Regions from separate parts of the Homo sapiens genome. Here region 2 is linked to region 1. A link is a contact called in ENCODE Hi-C or POLR2A ChIA-PET data. All regions are on one chromosome and are shown on one strand. The core of a region is the stretch at or near the end of the contact, and the rest is flanking DNA. Distances in the headings are between cores, read along the strand shown.

Evidence for each region. A loop is a pair of places that touch in the nucleus more often than their neighbours do. ChIA-PET counts read pairs that join two places held with the same protein, here RNA polymerase II (POLR2A). Pooled maps may share reads with other maps.
Region 2: a loop to region 1 is called in a map of naive thymus-derived CD4-positive, alpha-beta T cell, with 19 times the contacts of the local background. The contact joins the promoter of NOP58 here to the promoter of FASTKD2 in region 1. A Hi-C loop is called at or near these places in 1 of 168 maps with a recorded cell type or tissue (naive thymus-derived CD4-positive, alpha-beta T cell) and 6 of 50 pooled maps. POLR2A ChIA-PET finds 5 or more read pairs at or near these places in 2 of 52 experiments (CD8-positive, alpha-beta memory T cell and activated CD4-positive, alpha-beta T cell).

The regions. Positions count from the first base shown.
Region 1 is chr2:206,764,226-206,766,925 of GRCh38, forward strand. FASTKD2 (FAST kinase domains 2) reads left to right here and starts at 1,381. Exons shown (of 12, transcript NM_001136193.2): 1 at 1,381-1,522; 2 at 2,419-2,700. The coding sequence starts at 2,469. It overlaps MDH1B (malate dehydrogenase 1B), which reads right to left and starts at 1,103. Exons shown (of 12, transcript NM_001039845.3): 1 at 1,025-1,103. The coding sequence starts at 1,046. RefSeq lists enhancers at 882-1,021, 1,272-1,651.
Region 2 is chr2:202,264,318-202,267,017 of GRCh38, forward strand. NOP58 (NOP58 ribonucleoprotein) reads left to right here and starts at 1,446. Exons shown (of 15, transcript NM_015934.5): 1 at 1,446-1,669. The coding sequence starts at 1,625.

The DNA.
Region 1 (2,700 bases), core at 131-2,630:
AGGTCAAAGCTGCTGTGAGCCACGATTGCACCACTGCAATCCAGCCTGGGTGACAAAGTGAGAGCCTGTCTCAAAAAAAAAAAAAAATCTCCTGTGGATGGTAGATGTCAATTGTGTTCAATGCATCAAAGAGATCAAATAAGTCAAAGACTAAACAGCTTCTATAAAAGTCAGTGGTGACTTTGGTGACAGCAGTTTCTGTCAGGAAGCAGAAGTAGAAGCCTTCTTCCAAGACTGATTGGAAGGCAGAACTGGAGATGGAAGAGCAGTCTACTCTTTTAAGAAACTTTACGAGGAGAGGAGGTAGGTACCATGGATTGTTGTAATAAAAGCCTTCTCAGTTGAGTCCTTGCTGTCAACCAGCACTTTCAATCATTCTCTCCGTTGCTGCCAAGACAGGCTTCCTAAAATGCAAACTCATTAAGACTACTCTCCTGCTTAAAATTTTTCTATAATTCCTCATTGCTTTCAGGATACAGTTCAAACACCTTTGCTTGACCTACATGAAATGCAAGGACCTGGCTCCTGCTCCTGTTGTAGCCCCAGGTCCTGTCACGCCCCACATATCCAGATCTTCTGTTAGGCCAGGAAGCTTCCTGCCTCTCTGCTTTTATTTGGAATAGCCTCCTCAGCTCACACCTTCACAACTCAGCTCCTGTAATACCTTCCCCAGCCAGTTCCTTGTGTCCACCTCTCCCTCATCCCCCAAACCCAGATTAGGAGTCTACGCTCCCAGAGGCCTGTGCAGGTCTCCTTCATCGCGTTAATCACACCGTATCAAAAGTACATGTTCTGTGCCCCATGAGACTGAAAGCTCCTCTAAGGCAGGGATATGTTTCCCTCCATTGCATCCCCAGTGTCCCACAATGCTTGGCGCACCGTCACGGTCCAGTAAAAAACTTTGAATAAATCTATAGCAAAGCATGGAGCGGTCCGTATAGAGGCTGCCAAGCCGAGCGGCCATGGGAGGTGAGCTGTTGTCGGCGTTTTGAGCAATCTGCGGGCGGACGCGGGGATCACTCACCCGCGATGACGAATTTGGCCATGGTCGAGAGAGACTCAGAGGCAGGGACCGCGGCTTCGCGGTTTCCTGGCAACCACGCAGCCAAGGGCAAGGCGCAGGCGCACTACAAAGTCTGGCGCCCAGCAGAGGTTAGGTGTTTAAAGTTAGGACCTGAATGGGTTACGTTGCGATACACGATCAAACATCGCCCTTATAAGCTCTGTGGTATCCCCGAGCCCCACTCCTGTATGCAGGGAAATTAGTCATTCTCCTTGGTAAACTTTCTTCAAGTAAGTCCTTCAGCTACAGCCGCGAACATATGCTTTTTGACCTTTGAGGGAATCCGTAAGATCTCGTGAGAAGCGCAGCTTCTCGGGGAAGCTGTCATGGCTGCTCCTGTACGTAGTCACGGTCTTGTGCTCTAAGGTGAGTGGAGGACGAGCTTGGGCTTAGCGGCAGCCCGTATCACATCCTAGACTTTTTACTTCGAGGAGAAGAGTCTCACGAGTTGTCCTGGAAGTAAGTTTAAAGGAGGTGGGTTAATGCTGGGCGGCCCAGCTGCGGAAGGACAGGCTCTTGAAGTTGGTTCTGGGGTCTGGTGAGGCTGGCTGGTTGTATAAGATCTTCCTCTTAAGCGCAGGCCACGTGCAGACATCGCTTTCGTTTTCTGCTTCTTCCACTGAGCCGTTCTACCTGCCCAGGTCCCTATTCTTGATGGTCTGGGTTCGGCCGTTGCTAAATCGTCATGTTGAAAATGATCTATCAGCCGGGCGCGGTGACTCACGCCTTGGGAGGCCGAGGCGGGTGGATTACCTGAGGTCAGGAGTTCAGGACCAGCCTGGCCAACATGGTGAAACTCCGTCTTTACAAAAAATACAAAAATTAGCCGGGCGTGGTGGCATACGCCTGTAATCCCAGCTACTTGGGAGGCTGAGACAGGAGAATTGCTTGAACCTGGGAGGTGGAGGTTGCAGTGAGCCAAGATCGCGCCACTGCACTCTAGCCTGGGGGACATAGCAAGACTTTGTCTCAAAAAAAAAAAAAAAAAAAAAAAAAACAGAGAAGAGAAAAGAAAATGATCTATCAATGCTAATCCCCTAATTTTCACCGAGGACATTTCCATAACAATGCCAACAAAAGTCTCTCCTACAGAGAAAGCTTTATGGAACGCTTTTGCACCAGAAAAATCTCATTAATACAATGACTACTTCCAAAGTGACCTGGCTTCTTTGAAACTGGACACATTGTGGTAGATTGGAGGGAGCCCACATTGGTAAAAAAAACTTTTACTGTTTTATGTAAATGTTTAATGGCTCCATAGGTTCCCCATTTTCTCTTCTGTTAAATGCATTTCATTTCTTTAAGTAAAAGTTTTGTTTTAATTTTTATTCTTTTCATTACTTCTTCCCCTACAGGAAAACGACAGCACGTGTTCTTTTTCACTAGTAGAAGTGACGTTGGTTTCATGTTGACAACTTTGAAGCCATTTGGAAGTGTTTCAGTGGAGAGCAAAATGAATAACAAAGCGGGCTCCTTTTTCTGGAACCTTAGACAATTCAGTACATTAGTTTCAACAAGCAGAACTATGAGGCTATGTTGTTTGGGACTTTGCAAACCAAAAATAGTTCATTCAAACTGGAACATTTTAAATAACTTTCATAACAGAATGCAATCAACTGATATCATTAGATATCTCT
Region 2 (2,700 bases), core at 196-2,695, 4.5 Mb before region 1:
CTAAATTCATACCCTGGGGTCATTTTAACAAATGCAGCAAAAATAGGAGAGGCTTATTGAAAGAAAACTGTGCTAATAATTCATTTGGCCAGACAGAAGGGAACGGCCAGGAATGCTCACAAATATAGTGACAGTAATGGTGTCATTCTGAGGCCTTCGCCTCAAGGCAGGGCTTGAAAGGGGATAAAGTCTAATGGCACTAGCTGGCATTTCAAATTCTAGATGCCTGAGGCAGACTGGCACCGAAACAGCTCCTCGTTTCTCTCAAAGTGAACATATAATTCATAGAGGGTTAACAAAATAATATCGTGAAGTTTTTCCCCTTTAAATCTCTAGCGGTGGCGGGGCGCGGTGGCTCACGCCTGTAATCCCAGCACTTTGGGAGGCCGAGGTGGGAGGATCCCTTGAGGTCAAGAGTCCGAGACCAGCCTGGGCAACATCGTGAAACCCTGTCTCTACAAAAAATTAGCTGGGTGTGGTGGCACAGGCCTGTAGTCCCAGCTGCTCCGGAGGGTGAAGTGGGAGGATCGCTTGAGCCTGGGAGTTGGAGGTTGCAGTGAGCCGTGATAGTGCCACTGCACTCCAGCTTGGGCAACAGCCAGACTGTCTCAAAAAAAAAAAAAAAAAAAAAAAAAAAAAAAAAAAAGGCCGGGCCTAGTGGGTCACGCCTGTAATCCCAGCACTTTGGGAGGCCGAGGCGGGCGTATCACGAGGTCAAGAGATCGAGACTATCCTGGCCAACATGCTGAAACCCCATCTCTACTAAAAATACAAAAATTAGCTGGGCGTGGTGGTGTGTGCCTCTAGTCCCAGCTACTGGGGAGGCTGAGGCAGGAGAATTTCTTTTTTTTTTTTTTTTTTTGAGACGGAGTCTCGCTCTGTCGCCCAGGCTGGAGTGCAGTGGCAGGATCTTGGTTCACTGCAAGCTCCGCCCCCTGGGTTCAGGCCATTCTCCTGCCTCAGCCTCCCGAGTAGCTGGGACTACAGGCGCCTGCAACCACACCCGGCTAATTTTTTGTATTTTTAGTAGAGACGGAGTTTCACCGTGTTAGCCAGGATGGTCTCGATCGATCTCCTGACCTTGTGATCCGCCCGCCTCGGCCTCCCAAAGTGCTGGGATTACAGGCGTGAGCCACTGCGCCCGGCTAGGAGAATTTCTTGAACCCGGGAGGCGGAGGTTGCAGTAAGCCGAGATCACACCACTGCACTCCAGCCTGGGTTACAGAGCGAGACTCCGTCTCCAAAAAAGAAAAAAAGAAAAAAGAAAAAAAGGCGCAAAGGCTCCGTTCAGGCCCTAGATCCCGCGATACAAACTTTCTCGGCCCGCCCCAGCCCGCTGTGGCGGGAACATTCTGGAAGTGACGGCAATCTCTGCGGCAGTCTTCTGTCGGAAGTGACGTTGCTATCCCAGAATCCTCAGAGAAGGAGTAGCGCGTTCGTGCGTCCTAGTTCCAGTACAGCGTGGAGGGTTTAGGCAGCGTGTTCTGATTCTTTGCGGGACGGCGAGCGCATTTGTGCTTTGCCCGCCGCGGCCTAGGAGGCCTTTTGAGGCCGCGTAGTCGGTGTTTTTGAACTGACTCTACAGCTTCTGGCAGGCCGTGCGGCGCCCTGACCCGGCCTCACCATGTTGGTGCTGTTTGAAACGTCTGTGGGTTACGCCATCTTTAAGGTAGGTGGGAGAGCGAGCCGTTAAAGGGGGAAGGCGGATGCTGGACAGACGAGGAGAGGGAAAGACTTAAGCACGGAACTACTCAGAGTAGCGTGGGTGCCTGTTATAGCCCGGGCTCTGGGAGGAGGGAGAAGGCCTTTACACCTGAGAGCCATGTTACGTGTAACACGTGGCCCCGCCGTTTGGGGAGACCCGTTCTGCATTAGAGGATTTTATTTCCTCCCGTTGAAGGGGTGGGCAGGAGGCGTGTTAGAATTTAACAGATTATAGGGAATTCGGACTTTATTCTAGATGTTTTGAGGAATGATCGAAAGATTTTTTTTTTTTTTGAGATGGAGTTTCGCTCTTGTTGCCCATGCTGGAGTGCAGTGGCGCAATCTTGGCTCACTGCAACCTCCGTCTCCCGGGTTCAAGCGATTCTCCTGCCTTGGCCTCCCGAGTAGCTGGGATTACAGGCCTCCATCCACCACCACGCCTGGCTAGTTGTTTTTGTTTGTTTGTTTGCTTTTAGTAGAGACGGGGTTTCACCATGTTGGCCAGGCTGGTCTTGAACTCCTGACCTCAAGCGATCCACCTGCCTCGGCCTCCCAAAGTGCTGGGATTACAGGCGTGAGCCACCGTGCTCGGCCAATCGAAAGGATTTAAGCAGAGGAATGACCTGCTAATTTGTCTTAATACGGTTACTCTGCTGTGTGGAGATTAGACTCGAGGAGATAAGAACGGCAGCAAGAATACTTTTGCATTCATTTGGACAAGATGAAATTGCCTGGTATGGAGAGAAACAAATATCGATAGAAATTGTGAAGGTAGAACAGGAAGGACTGGCTAATAGATTGAATGTGGGGTTTTGGTTTAAATAAGATGTTAAGAAAGTTTCTTGGGGAAGGACTAAAGATTTCCGGTTTGGGCTGTGCGAAGCTTGCGTTGTCTATTAGACCTGATAATGCAGTTGTGTAGATCGGGCAGTTCAGTATTTCAGATTTGAAGCTTAGGGGAAAACATCTGGGCTGGTGATGTCAGTTTGAGGTTTG